Regions from separate parts of the Homo sapiens genome. Here regions 2, 3 and 4 are each linked to region 1. Evidence: chromatin contacts called from ENCODE Hi-C or POLR2A ChIA-PET data. All regions are on one chromosome and are shown on one strand. The core of a region is the stretch at or near the end of the contact, and the rest is flanking DNA. Distances in the headings are between cores, read along the strand shown.

Region 1 (3,428 bases), core at 449-2,948:
AGAGTGCAGGTTGCGGTGAGCCGAGATCGCGCCATTGCACTCCAGCCTGGGCAACAAGAGCAAAACTCCGTCTAAAAAAAAAAAAGTAGCTAATATTTTGTTACTATGTGCTAAGCACTGTTACATTAATTTAATCCTCACAAAACTACTGGAAGTAGTACTCTTATCTTCACTCATCTTCATTTTACAGATCACACAAAGTAACTTGCCTAAGACCACCAAGCTAGTAAGTGGTAGAACCCAGACTGGCTCTACCTAAACTGCCTCTCCAGGGCAAAAGTACTAATGGCTCTCAGGGGCTTCTCTGAGAGGATAGGGTCTTAGAGTGGAGAGGACCTGTTGGAACGACATCTCCACAGAGCGGGAAATAGGGAGAGTAGTTTATAGTAGCTACTAGACTGGAGAACTACCAGGAAACACAGATCGTCGTGCAGACGGCCAGGCAGTGAGTAGAAATGGGCACAAAAGAAAAAGTCTTTGGTTTCAACGAAAGCACATGAGTAATGGGAAAGGCAAGACTAACCTGGATTAGTAGAGTCAAATCCTGTTTTAGACTAGAAGTACCAGGGTATAAGTCGGGAGGCTGCAACTTATTTCGTATGCTTATGCAGTTTCTTGGAACCATGGCTCTCAAACTTGCGAATTTGCATTTTTAACAATTTCCCAGATGACGATAAAGCTAGTCTGGGAAGAACACTTCATAATCACTATTATAAAGAAAACCTGAATTGTTTTTCACCACCCAGTAATAAACCTACAGCTTATGGTGTGTCTAACTTTTTACACTCAAATCAGATTTGGAGCCAGGCGCAATGGCTCACGCTTGTAATCCCAGCACTTTGGGAGGCCAAGATGGGAAGATCCTTTGAGCCCAGGAGTCAGAGACAAGCCTGGACAACACAGGGAGACCCCTTCTCTACAAATAAAATTTACAAATTAGCCGGGCCTGGTGGCGCGCACCTGTGGTCCCATCTACTCAGGTGGCTGAGGCAGGAGAATCGCTGGAACCCGGAAGGCGGAGGTTGCCGTGAGCGGAGATAGCACCACCGCACTCCAGCCTGGGTGACACAGCAAGACTCCGTCTCAAAAAAAAAAAAAAAATCCATTTTGGAGGTTGTTTTGTGTCCGTTTTTGTTGTTGTTGTTAACTGTGTTAATTCACAGATTTGAAGTTTTAGAAAATTAACTACAACTAAATCCGAGCTATTCTGCTGACAGCATTTATTCAAATTATGCTTAAAGTTTTCAGAGATAACCAAAGCCAACAGAATTCAACGTGCGCTCAGGTCTCGCTTTGCCCTCGCTGTGCCTTCTCCGTAGGCCGCTCTCTGGGCCAAGCACCTCCCCGGAACGCGCGCAACCGCGGCGGACAGGCAGCCGCCGGCGCGGGAGCTGAGGTAGGAGCCCGGGGCACCCACAGGCCGCAGCGGACGCACGCAGCTAGCACGGTCCCCGCCCCGGGTCGCGCCTGCGGCCTCCCCAGCGTCTGCGCCGCGAGTCCGCTGGACCCGCCAGGGCGTAACGGCGGGTAACCCGCCCCACCCGCCGCACAACACACCCAACTGCACGGACTCACGTCCGGGATCCCCTGCCTGCCTCTCGAGGAAGACACCTGCCCAGGCCGGCCGCAGAAGAGGTCGCACAGCTTGCCGCCGCCCAGGGTTTCAGCGTGCTTCCTGGGCCTCGTCATCGAATTGTTCGGCTGACGGCTGCGTGTCCCTCCCCCGTTGCGGGCCGCTGATTGGCCTCGTTGATTGGGCGGGGCTAGTAGCGGGACCGGCCTCTGCGCGCGGGTTATTTTCGCCGCGGATTTTCTTTTACTTTTCATCTGCGGAACTCTTTCTGCGAAGGAAATCTCGCCTGGAACTCAAATATATACAACGGATAGGAAACCTATTTTCTTACTATTAATATATTTGATAAGTTTGAATGTGTAACATTCGCCATGAAACGCAAGCATGATTTTTTTTTTTTTGAGGCAGAGTCTCACAGTGTTGCCCAGGCTGGAGTGCAGTGGCGCGATCTCGGCTCGGCTCACTGCAACCTCTGCCTCCCGGGTTCAAGCAATTCTCCTCTCTCAGCCTCCCGAGCAGCTGGGACTACAAGCGCGCACCACCACATCCAGCTAATGTGTATTTTTAGCAGAGACAGGGTTTCACCATGTTGGCTAGGCTGGTCTCGAACTCCTGACCTCAGGTGATCCGCCCGCCTCGGCCTCCCAAAATGCTGGGATTACAGGTGTAAGCCACCGCGCCTAGCCACAAGCATAATTTTTTAAAGGGAGGATCACGAATGACAACTGTAGTTCTACTCAGGGCAGGACAAGGGAAAGGTCTGCACACTGTAGGGCAGTTGGAAGTAGTTTTGTTTTTGTCTTTAACTGCTGGCCTTGCAATCTCGGGAAACTGTGAAGATGGTAAAATTTACTATCTTAACCATTTTTAAAGGTACAATTCAGTGGTATTAGATACATTCACATTGTTATGCAACCATTACCACCATCCATCTCCAGCACTCATCTTGCAAAACTGAAACTCTGTACCCAGTAAGTGGTAACGCCTCATTCTTCCCCTCCCTCCTTCCCAGCGACTACCATTCTTTCTGTCTTTATGAATTTGACTACTCTAGGTATTTCATATAAGGACTCATACAGCATTTGTCTTTTTGTAACTGATTTCACTTACCATAATGTCCTCAAGGTTCATCCATGTGGTAACGTGTCAGAATTTCTTTTAAGGCTGAATAGTATTCCATTTTATGTATATACCAGTTCATTCAGTCATCTGTTAATGGATAACAGGTTGTTTCCACTTTTGGCTACTGTGAAATAATACTGTAAACATGGATATACAAATATCTGTTTTTTAACCCTTTTGGGTATACACACAGATGTTCAAATATCTGTTGCTTTCAACTCCTGAATATATATACACAAGTGGAATTGCTGGATTATGTAGTAATTCTATTTTTAATTTTTTGAGGATCTGCCGTACTTTTTTTTTTTTTGAGATGGAGTTTCACTCTTGTTGCCCAGGCTGGAGTGCAGTGGTACGATCTCGGCTCACCACAACCTCTGCCTCCCGGGTTCAAGCGATTCTCCTGCCTCAGCCTCTTGAGTAGCTGTGACTACAGGCGTTTGCCACCATGCCTGGCTAATTTTTGTATTTTTAGTAGAGATGGGGTTTCACTATGTTGACCAGGCTGGTCTCGAACTCCTGACCTCGTTATCCACCCACCTCGACCTGCCAAAGTGCTGGGATTACACGCATGAGCCACTGCGCCCGGCGGAACTGCCATTCTCTTTTCCATAGTGGCTGCAACATTTTACATTCCCTCCAAGAGTGCACAAGTTCCAATTTCCCCACATCTCCACTGACATCTTTTTATTTTTGTATAGTAGCCATCTTAATAGGTGTGAGGTATCTCACT
Region 2 (3,547 bases), core at 72-2,571, 270 kb before region 1:
CTGACACTTAGATATCAAACTCAACCTCTCTACCAAGCTCTTCATCCAAACAGACTAGGGGTAAAGACTGTCTAAGACTATACAGAAAGATCATGTATCTGAGGAATTAAAAATAGGGCATAAGATTTGGCAATGTGTCACTCGGCAAACTCAATAAACTAGTATTATCAAGGCAAAAAATATATACACAAAAAGAACTGGGTTAAAAAAAATTTTTTCTATGGACTTTTAACGTGATAACTCATGACACAGGGGTTAGGATCTTCAGTTTTCCTTTGGAAGTTAATAAAAACCACTATAGAGAAAAACAAGATTTGCTAGTAAGAAGGTGAAAACTGCTTCTCCTCTCAGGGTTCTAGTTCTCTTGCAACCTAAAACAAAGGAACCAGACAGGATATCCACTTTCGTACCGTACAGCTCCAAACACTAATCAATCACTCCATTCACTTATCTTTTCTATTTCCTTGTATTCTGTCAAACAACTGTCTCTTGGTTTAAATACTTTTCTGCTGGTCTTCGCTCTCTCTCTCTCCTCTTCTGGTTTATTTTCATCCAGATGTGGATTTTCCCCAAAGTTTCCATCTTATCCTTTTCTCCTCCTGTGTATGCGCCACTGAAGTCAAGATTGCCACATTCAAACTCCCCACACATTCACACACCCACTCCCAATATACAGTATCTCGCCCAATGTTTATCACTCCGGATACATTCCTAGAATCCAAAGATCTGGAGCAGGGAGAAAAAGAAAAGGCGCCTACCAGATGCCTGGAACAGTCTACTAGGCACTACAAGTACATTAGCTCTTTCAATGCTCACAACAGCCCAGCCAGATGTTATCTCAATCTTACGGATGAATAAATTTAAGACTTCTGGCTGGACACTAGAGGCTGGCGAAGTACGTGACCTTTGATCAGAATCTCCTGGAGGAGTGGGGTCCCTGACCATTGTACCTTCCAGAGAACCTTAAAACTGAGATCCCAGGAGACCCCTCTCGGATACTCTGCAGAAGTCAGAGTGACGATATTAGCAAGCACACCGCAGCCATGCGAACCCTTCCTGGCTCAGCTCCCGACAAAAGAAATCAAGCCCCCAGTCAAAATACAACAACAACGGATTAGGCCTACAACCCTCTCCCCCGGCCCCCAAATTCTCAGGAGAAATCCCCTAAGAGTCAGGTACGGAGGTCACTGCAGCGACTTCAGCGTGCAGAGAACGCGGGGACCTAGGAAGAGGACGCTCCAGCCCAACTGAGCGTCTCTGATTGGCCGCCAGCTCAGCTTGGAACGCTGGGGTGCGTGGCGTCATATCCGCCGGGCCCGCCATCTTGTTCCCAGGGGCAGTTGGCGGAAGAGATCGAGCTCCCTGGCTGCCGGCTCGCCTTCTGCGTGGAGTTCTCGCGGTCTGGGTTTCGCTGTCTGCTCTTGGCCCGGGGTCATTTTGTCGGCGTCGGGTGCCCTCTCTTGCCCAGCTGGGGCACAGCGAGGCGGCCCCTTCTCCCGACGACGTTCGATGGAGTAGGGTCCCAGACCGTTGTCCCGAAGAGCGAGATCGAGCTTGGCCCCCTCCCCCCCCTCCTTCCCTCCCTCCTTCCTTCCGCCGCAACATGGCTAACAACAGCCCCGCGCTGACAGGCAACTCGCAGCCGCAGCACCAGGCGGCTGCAGCTGCGGCTCAGCAACAGCAGCAGTGCGGCGGCGGCGGCGCTACCAAGCCGGCGGTCTCCGGCAAGCAGGGCAATGTGCTCCCGCTCTGGGGCAACGAGAAGACCATGAACCTCAACCCCATGATCCTGACCAACATCCTGTCGTCGCCTTACTTCAAAGTACAGCTCTACGAGCTCAAGACCTACCACGAGGTGGTGGACGAGATCTACTTTAAGGTACGAAGTGTGTAGGCCTTGGCTTTGGGGGTAAGTTCGGAAGAGGGGGTATGGAGGAAACGGGCGAAGGCGGCCCCCGAAATCTGAAGATTTGTGGGTGGGGGAAGGTGGTTCGGCGGAGGGGTGGCTGCGGCCTGTAGTGTGTCTGGGAGGGGTCGGACTGGGGCCGCCCTCTCGTTTCCATTTTAGATTTTTAGGGCCGGGAGAGCCCGCCACTATTGATCTCTCTCCTCCCCCAACCTCCTGCCCACCCCTGGGGGGAGTTGGGCAAGAGGGATGGGGGAGAGGAGGAAAGAGTAACAGAAGCCTTTCCAGTTTACAGCTTTAAAATTATTCCTTTTGACGTGGATCTGCTGAGCGCCAACTTGTTGGTGCTTCTCCCGCTCACCCCTGGCCAGGGCGTGTAATGACTTCAGTATTGGCCTCGTGTTGTTGGTACTCACTATCCGATCCAGGCAGGGAAATGGTCAGTGCGTGTGTGTCGGGTGGGGTGGGGGGATGAGGGTGGAGAGGTGCCATTTCAAGAGGTGTACAGAAGGCCTGGAAATTTTCCCAGCAGGAAGTCAGGAGTAAGAGGTCTCAGCCACCTGTGCATTGGGCTAATTTAGAATTATCTGGGCCCTGGGCTTCTGCGGCAGGGTCGGTGCTGGCTTGGCTGTGCTGGGGAGCTCACCTGGCGCCTCCTCACTGCACTCTTGTCTCAGTTCTTGTTTCGTTAGCAGGATTGACTCAGTCTTGCAGCGAGGCTCGGAGCAGCCCAGGGTCGCAGGTAGAGGTATGCACTATTAATCATGCTCAATCGCCATAAATGCATTTCCCTGGTTAAATGAACGACTAATTAGATTTTTGTGGGTTTTTTTGGCCATTGCTTTTGGTCCTTCACCAATTAGGTAGGCTTTTTCCACTTCCCTGCAAATTATGTAGTATAAAAAATACCTTCCAGGCCTCCGAAAGTTAATTTCTATTTTAAAGAATATTAATAATAGCCTTAGTGGTCTTTAAAAATTTTATCCGGAGCATCTAATACACAATCCATTTTTGTCTATATTCACTCTTAAAAACTTGACAGACCGCACAAAGTGTTTTCTATCATTTGAACGTATGTGTAGAGATGGTAACAAAAGGACATTCTCTTTTGTCTTGCCCACCTTTTCCCCCAGTTGAGTAATTAGGTTATTGAAGGATTTTGAGAGATTAGTTGCTTTTTATAGAAAACATCTCTTGAATACAGTTCAACTTTGGGTTGATAAAGTACACAAATAAATTTGGAATCCTCTTACGAGAGTAGGTCTGATTGTAATTCTATGAATTAGTTTTTTTAGCTTTTAAAAGGTAAGACCTTTTTAGCATGGATACAGTATGGTGAATAACATTTAATCCTTAGCTTTATTTATGCAGTAAACTTTAAACAGTTGAAAATTGGGTTCCTGCTCTTTCTGCGGCAGGTTCTGTTTTCTAACATAGGCAAAATGTTAATGTAATAGAGGAAAGTCTCGTTTTTAAGTTTCAAATGTGTTTTGAAACAAGATTCTACCAGGAATTGTTTTTAAATTCCGTTAAAAAACTAAAGACCCAGTTTTTTTACTAATATTAAGAAGACTTAAGACTTTCAGATCAAATACTCACTGAAATTTATAAGTTTCCAACTTTGTAATTTTATTTTGTATG
Region 3 (3,506 bases), core at 339-2,838, 290 kb after region 1:
CCTTGAGCCATGGGTCCTCCTCCTACTTCTATCCATCCTGCCAGGAGCACAGTCTAACCCTAATCTTTCTTGCTGTACCCAAGGCCCATCTCCTTTCCTGTTTCCCCAGGGGAAAAGAGAAAAGCTGATTTCTCATCCTTGGCCTCACTGTGTGGTCACACAGACACTCCTTGGGCCTGGGGCTGGGGGATCCTCTGCTGTGACCCAGTGAGAGTGGCACCACTGTGACCGGGGGCAGTGGTAGAAGGGAGCACCTGATCCAGTGCTTTTCAGATGGGTTCCTCCAGACCCTCAAGTTGCACAGAGCAGCCCAGGGATTTCTTGGTTGGGGGAGTGGTGGAGAGGGGCAAGGCCCTGACCCCCTCACTTCAACCCAGCAGCACTACTCATCTGTTCTATATTCTGGCCTTCCACTTCAGATTTCTTTTGAAGAAAAGAATTCTACTGCTAAATAAACATTTGAGAACCATTCACCTTATTCAATCCCCTCATTTTACAAAAAGGGACATTGAGGCACAGAATTTGAGCAAGGTCACATAGCTGTGGTGTTGGAGGCTGGGACCCAGGCCCAGGCATCCCCCCAGGCCAGGGCATCCCCCCAGGGACTACCTGACTGGGCCCCTGGCTGCTCCAGGATGTAGGGAAGCCTTTTCTGGGTCGCCTGCACGGCTCCTGCCTGGCTCTCCGTGTGGTCCAGCTTCATGTCTGGTCCTCTTGGAGAACCCCTGGAATCCTGCACACCCTCTCAAATGAAGCTGCCTTGGAGAGGGTCAGGAGCCCGGGTACCAGGTAGGCCTCCTCGCTGGTCACAAAACTGTGGCGGAAGGAGGGGGTAGCCGCAGGACATGGACAGGGAGGCAGGAGGGGATGAGAGGCCGCCTCTCTAGACAGGACCTCAGGGGGCAGTGTAAGCCCCTTGTCTAGAATCCAGGAAGCCTGTGTTAAAGCTAGGCTCCACCGCAGCCGGCCTCCGAATCTGGTGACAGTGTGTTTGCACCACCTGGCTTCCACCCACTCTGACCCTTCTAATTTACTTCCCTGGAAAAGCCCAAGTGGTGTCCAACATGAGGCTGGGGTCATTCTTCCAACAGCCCGACCCCAAGGGGCATGCTGGTCAGACAACAGCCTCGCTGGTGGGGTGGAGGGGACGGTAGGGAGCGAGTGGGCCCGGTGACTCATTGTGGGTGCTTCTCTGGGATTTTGGAGGCTTTGTTGTGTTGCTCAGGGCCCTTTTAACTCTGTCTGACCTATGGGAGGGGACAGCAACGAGGGCTTTTATGACTGGAATGAACTGGAAACTTGGCCTCTGAGAGCCCTTAAAATGTTTTGGAAACCTCTAGGCATACTTAGGGTACTTCCACCATGATTATCATCGGCTGTGTGGCTTCCGATCGCTAATTCGCACCGGGCATCTGGCGAGGCCGGCCTGGGGAAATTGGGATGGAGGGTCCTGCTGGAGGGAATCCTGGCGCTTTGGGCGGAGGAGTGCTCTGGGTGGGGCCCACCTCCTCCAGCGCGGCCGGCGTTGCCGCTTTAAGGCGGCCGCGGCGCGAGCAGGTCTATGGTAATGAGCCGCCGCCGCGACTCTGCAGAGCTCGCCCGCCCGCCGGGGAGGCGAGGGAGCGCGGGGCTGGGCCCGGGGCCGCGGCGACAGGCAGCAGCCGCGGCGGGGACGCGGGGCGCGAGCGGGCGGCGCGGGACCGTCGGGGGCCGCCGGGGCCGGGCCGGGGTCGGGGCGCACGGCTACGCGGGCGCAGGTGGGCGATCCCATAGGGGCGGAGGGGGCACCCCGGCTCCGGAACCCGGGGCCCGGCAAGGCCAGGGGCGCCGCGGGGCCCCCGGGCGCAGGTGGTGAGTGCCCGGAGCGCAGGTGGAGGCGCGGCGGCAGCCCGCGGTGCTCAGGGTGACCCGGGAGCGGGTCTGGCTCAGGGGGCAGTGGGAGCCCGGGCTCGTCGGAGGGTGCAGCGCGGGGTCCCGCCGAGCCATCCAGACGCAGGCCCCGCGGGGCGCACGGGAGGCCCCCGGGGACTGGCGCCCTGGCCCGGGCATGAGGCGCGGCGGGGCCGGCAGGAGCCGGAGGAGGAGCCGCCGCCGCCGTTGACCCGGCCGCCGGCCGGGAGCTGGGAGAGATGCGGAGCCCGGCCACCGGCGTCCCCCTCCCAACGCCGCCGCCGCCGCTGCTGCTGCTGTTGCTGCTGCTGCTGCCGCCGCCACTATTGGGAGACCAAGTGGGGCCCTGTCGTTCCTTGGGGTCCAGGGGACGAGGCTCTTCGGGGGCCTGCGCCCCCATGGGCTGGCTCTGTCCATCCTCAGCGTCGAACCTCTGGCTCTACACCAGCCGCTGCAGGGATGCGGGCACTGAGCTGACTGGCCACCTGGTACCCCACCACGATGGCCTGAGGGTTTGGTGTCCAGAATCCGAGGCCCATATTCCCCTACCACCAGCTCCTGAAGGCTGCCCCTGGAGCTGTCGCCTCCTGGGCATTGGAGGCCACCTTTCCCCACAGGGCAAGCTCACACTGCCCGAGGAGCACCCGTGCTTAAAGGCTCCACGGCTCAGATGCCAGTCCTGCAAGCTGGCACAGGCCCCCGGGCTCAGGGCAGGGGAAAGGTCACCAGAAGAGTCCCTGGGTGGGCGTCGGAAAAGGAATGTAAATACAGCCCCCCAGTTCCAGCCCCCCAGCTACCAGGCCACAGTGCCGGAGAACCAGCCAGCAGGCACCCCTGTTGCATCCCTGAGGGCCATCGACCCGGACGAGGGTGAGGCAGGTCGACTGGAGTACACCATGGATGCCCTCTTTGATAGCCGCTCCAACCAGTTCTTCTCCCTGGACCCAGTCACTGGTGCAGTAACCACAGCCGAGGAGCTGGATCGTGAGACCAAGAGCACCCACGTCTTCAGGGTCACGGCGCAGGACCACGGCATGCCCCGACGAAGTGCCCTGGCTACACTCACCATCTTGGTTACTGACACCAATGACCATGACCCTGTGTTCGAGCAGCAGGAGTACAAGGAGAGCCTCAGGGAGAACCTGGAGGTTGGCTATGAGGTGCTCACTGTCAGGGCCACGGATGGTGATGCCCCTCCCAATGCCAATATTCTGTACCGCCTGCTGGAGGGGTCTGGGGGCAGCCCCTCTGAAGTCTTTGAGATCGACCCTCGCTCTGGGGTGATCCGAACCCGTGGCCCTGTGGATCGGGAAGAGGTGGAATCCTACCAGCTGACGGTAGAGGCAAGTGACCAGGGTCGGGACCCGGGTCCTCGGAGTACCACAGCCGCTGTTTTCCTTTCTGTGGAGGATGACAATGATAATGCCCCCCAGTTTAGTGAGAAGCGCTATGTGGTCCAGGTGAGGGAGGATGTGACTCCAGGGGCCCCAGTACTCCGAGTCACAGCCTCGGATCGAGACAAGGGGAGCAATGCCGTGGTGCACTATAGCATCATGAGTGGCAATGCTCGGGGACAGTTTTATCTGGATGCCCAGACTGGAGCTCTGGATGTGGTG
Region 4 (3,119 bases), core at 487-2,986, 300 kb before region 1:
CTGTCTTAAAAAAAAAAAAAATTAAAGTTCGGTTCCTCAATTCCACTAGCCACATTTCAAGTGCCCACTTGCCATGTGTAGCTACTGGACAGCAGGGAGCTACACCCTAGGTACTCCCAATGTGGTTTCCAAACCAGTGGCATCTTCACCTAGAAACTTTAGAAACACAAAAGCTTGGGCCTCACCCTAGACCTCCTTAAACAGAATCTGCAACTTAACAAAATCCCCAGGTGATCCATATACACAACCACATTGGGGAACACTACTTAGAGTGTTTTTAAAATAGATTTTGCTACTTTAACACCTAGTGATAAAAGTAAAAACATTTATTTTACTTACATACACCAAATGTGACTCTTTCATCTATGTATACCCTTGTTTACCTCAACCAACACCCCGGGAAATGCTAGGACCTAAATGTGATCAATTTTGTTTGCAATTATCTCACAATACATCCAGGTGATAATTCTTAAGAGTCAAAGACGCAGCTAAGAAGGGTGGCATTACCTGTAGATTATTTTCTTCCATTTTGTTTCGAAGTTTTGTTGAAACAAAAATGAAGATTTATCCTTCAAGCTCTATTTGAGAGAATCAGCACTGACTCAGCTGTAATAAATACAAAACCGTTTTTGTAAAGCGATACCTGAAAGAAATAGCTGCCTAGTTCAGAAGGGAAGAACGAAAGCCTCTTTCTTACTCCTTACTACAGTATATAATTTAAATAGAACGCTTAAAAGTAAATAATGAATTCACCTCTGAGTACTCAAAAAAAAAAAAAAAAACACGAAAGCAGGACTCGAACAGATATTTATACACCGAAGTTCATAGCATTATTCACAATAGCCAATCTGTGGATTAAATGTGGACTACCATTTAATCCACAGAATGTATCCAGTATTTTTTCAGACATTCGCAAACAGGCTCAGAAAGCGTAACTTTTCACTACGTCAAACCCTACTAAGAGCGAAAACAGCCATCCTTTCCCTTTACTATCATGAATAGTTCAACTAGATACAAACGGAGCAATCTTAGGAGTTCTGCCCATTTCATTGCTAAGACCCTCAACTTCAAATTTTTTCAAAAATTTTTCCACACATCGTCAAAATGAAATTTCGAGGGGGAAAAAAAGTGTCCTTGATAAACTAGAGATGCTCCAACATCTATTCAATTCACTCACGAACTTGAATTTAAATTTTAGTTCTCTATTGCACATGTGTCTCCAACAACTAGACTTTAATCTGGAATCTAGGCAACATGTTAGTCACCAACTTGTATTAAGAAACCCTGGCCGGGCGCGGTGGCTCACGCCTGTAATCCCAGCACTTTGGGAGGCCGAGGCGGGCGGATCACGAGGTCAGGAGATCGAGACCATCCCGGCTAAAACGGTGAAACCCCGTCTCTACTAAAAATACAAAAAATTAGCCGGGCGTAGTGGCGGGCGCCTGTAGTCCCAGCTACTTGGGAGGCTGAGGCAGGAGAATGGCATGAACCCGGGAGGCGGAGCTTGCAGTGAGCCGAGATCCCGCCACTGCACTCCAGCCTGGGCGACAGAGCGAGACTCCGTCTCAAAAAAAAAAAAAGAAAAAGAAAAAGAAACCCTGCTCACTGAAACCAACGCTTCTGTCTTTGTACGGGCCGTCGCTTCCATCATCCTGCGGTAAGCAGCATGCCCAACCGAAAAAACAAAGCTCGTCGCGGAGCCGCCAGCGTCCTCAACTCAGCGCCGCCCTGACGCCCGCGCACGCACGGCCTCGCTGCGTGACGCTACCGCCGCGGCTACGCCGGCGCCCGCACCCGCGCCTCGGCCTCCCCGCGGGGCTCGCCAACCTCGTGCGCTCTCACGGTCGGCCTTGGGCCCCGGGAGCCTCATGGTGCGCCGAGCTCCGTCCCTCTAGGCTCTCAGTTCCAAGGCGTCGGTTTTGCGTCTCGTAACGGCCGCTGTGGCGCATGCCCAGAAGCCATTTTCAAGGTCCTCTTCCGAACCTTGGCGAGGACCCCTGCGCCTGCCGCGCCGTTGACCCCGCTAGCGTGCGGCTGCGACGCGGCACGGTACGGCAGCTGTTGGCGAAGGCCCCCAACTCCGAGCGCGTCCGCAGACCGCGAGCCGGAAGGCGGCTTGGGCGGCTGTTGAGTTCGTGGCGCTCCCGAGGCGTGGCAAAGGCCTAAAAACGGTCCTGGCCAGCGGAAGGCGGCAAGAGGAGCAGCAAGGCTCCACGCGAGGCGGCCGGCGGCTGGAGTCCCAGTCAGCCTCCGCTTTCATCCCAGAGCAGTCCACGGGGGCCTTAAAGGAATGTAGGCTGGGTGAAGTTGGCCCAGTGACACCTGCGTTCAGAAAAACGTTCTTTCCGCTCCCAACGCCCCCTCTCCACCGCCACCCGACCCCCGAAATAGTTTTCCCCGAGTGTTGTGGATAGAACTGTTGATCTCTTGGAAAAGTTATTGTATCCTGCCATCCTTCCCTCTGGAGACTCCACTTAATATATATAAGTACTTTCTTTCCTGTATATGATGGAAGAGTATTAGGGGGGTGAGGGGAGGGACGAAGCTGCCTTCTTTAGGGAAAAAAGATTGACTTATATTTTGAAAGATGCAAAAGCTGGTGTTTTTGCTACTGAATTAATAGCCTATTAATATGCCACAAATGATATATTGGAACTGTATTTTCAAACATTTAACGCCTGCTGTATGCAAAGCACTATGCTGACAGCTTAAGGGTACCACAATGATAAATTACACCAATCTTGTTTTTGGCATTTTGGGGAGTCTAGTGTCATAGGTAAAGAAGTACATAACTAACAATAAGCTTCAAAAATTCAATCATAAGGCCCGGCACCGTGGCTTCCGCCTGTAATCCCAGCACTTTGGGGGATCACTTGAGCCCCGGAGTGTGAGACCCCGTCTCTACCAAAAAAAAAAAGAAATTAGCTGGGCATGGTGGTGCCTGCCTGTGGTCCCAACTGTTTGGGAGGCTGAGGCCGGAGGATCACTTGACCCCAGGAATCTGAGCCTGCAGTGAGCTATGATTGCACCACTGCACTCCAGTCTGGGCGACAGAACCAGACCATGTCTAAAAAGAAAAAACACTCAGTGATAATTTCACATTACAGTTTGAGAGGTTC

The links. A loop is a pair of places that touch in the nucleus more often than their neighbours do. ChIA-PET counts read pairs that join two places held with the same protein, here RNA polymerase II (POLR2A). Pooled maps may share reads with other maps.
Region 2: a loop to region 1 is called in a map of B cell, with 27 times the contacts of the local background. The contact joins the promoter of PRPF38B here to the promoter of CLCC1 in region 1. A Hi-C loop is called at or near these places in 8 of 168 maps with a recorded cell type or tissue (B cell, CD4-positive, alpha-beta memory T cell, CD8-positive, alpha-beta T cell and 3 more), 9 of 37 single-sample maps with no recorded cell type and 23 of 50 pooled maps. POLR2A ChIA-PET finds 5 or more read pairs at or near these places in 18 of 52 experiments (CD4-positive, alpha-beta T cell, CD4-positive, alpha-beta memory T cell, CD8-positive, alpha-beta T cell and 13 more).
Region 3: a loop to region 1 is called in a pooled map, with 4 times the contacts of the local background. The contact joins the promoter of CELSR2 here to the promoter of CLCC1 in region 1. A Hi-C loop is called at or near these places in 3 of 50 pooled maps. POLR2A ChIA-PET finds 5 or more read pairs at or near these places in 3 of 52 experiments (OCI-LY7, activated CD8-positive, alpha-beta T cell and common myeloid progenitor, CD34-positive).
Region 4: a pooled map shows a loop between it and region 1 (9-fold over the local background). The contact joins the promoter of HENMT1 here to the promoter of CLCC1 in region 1. A Hi-C loop is called at or near these places in 9 of 50 pooled maps. POLR2A ChIA-PET finds 5 or more read pairs at or near these places in 4 of 52 experiments (CD4-positive, alpha-beta T cell, CD8-positive, alpha-beta T cell, activated CD4-positive, alpha-beta memory T cell and 1 more).

What each region holds. Positions count from the first base shown.
Region 1 is chr1:108,961,786-108,965,213 of GRCh38, forward strand. It overlaps CLCC1 (chloride channel CLIC like 1), which reads right to left and starts at 1,699. Exons shown (of 13, transcript NM_001377458.1): 1 at 1,576-1,699; 2 at 524-684. RefSeq lists enhancers at 1-402, 775-894 and silencers at 822-1,116, 1,255-1,494.
Region 2 is chr1:108,690,989-108,694,535 of GRCh38, forward strand. PRPF38B (pre-mRNA processing factor 38B) reads left to right here and starts at 1,322. Exons shown (of 6, transcript NM_018061.4): 1 at 1,322-1,879. The coding sequence starts at 1,604. RefSeq lists enhancers at 974-1,163, 1,101-1,661, 1,244-1,573, 2,224-2,784.
Region 3 is chr1:109,247,951-109,251,456 of GRCh38, forward strand. It overlaps CELSR2 (cadherin EGF LAG seven-pass G-type receptor 2), which reads left to right and starts at 1,589. Exons shown (of 34, transcript NM_001408.3): 1 at 1,589-3,506. The coding sequence starts at 2,130. RefSeq lists an enhancer at 906-1,626 and silencers at 1,628-1,687, 1,848-1,947, 3,046-3,236.
Region 4 is chr1:108,659,357-108,662,475 of GRCh38, forward strand. HENMT1 (HEN methyltransferase 1) reads right to left here and starts at 1,737. Exons shown (of 8, transcript NM_001102592.2): 1 at 1,607-1,737; 2 at 508-606. The coding sequence starts at 528. RefSeq lists enhancers at 1,456-2,045, 2,046-2,634 and a silencer at 1,701-1,870.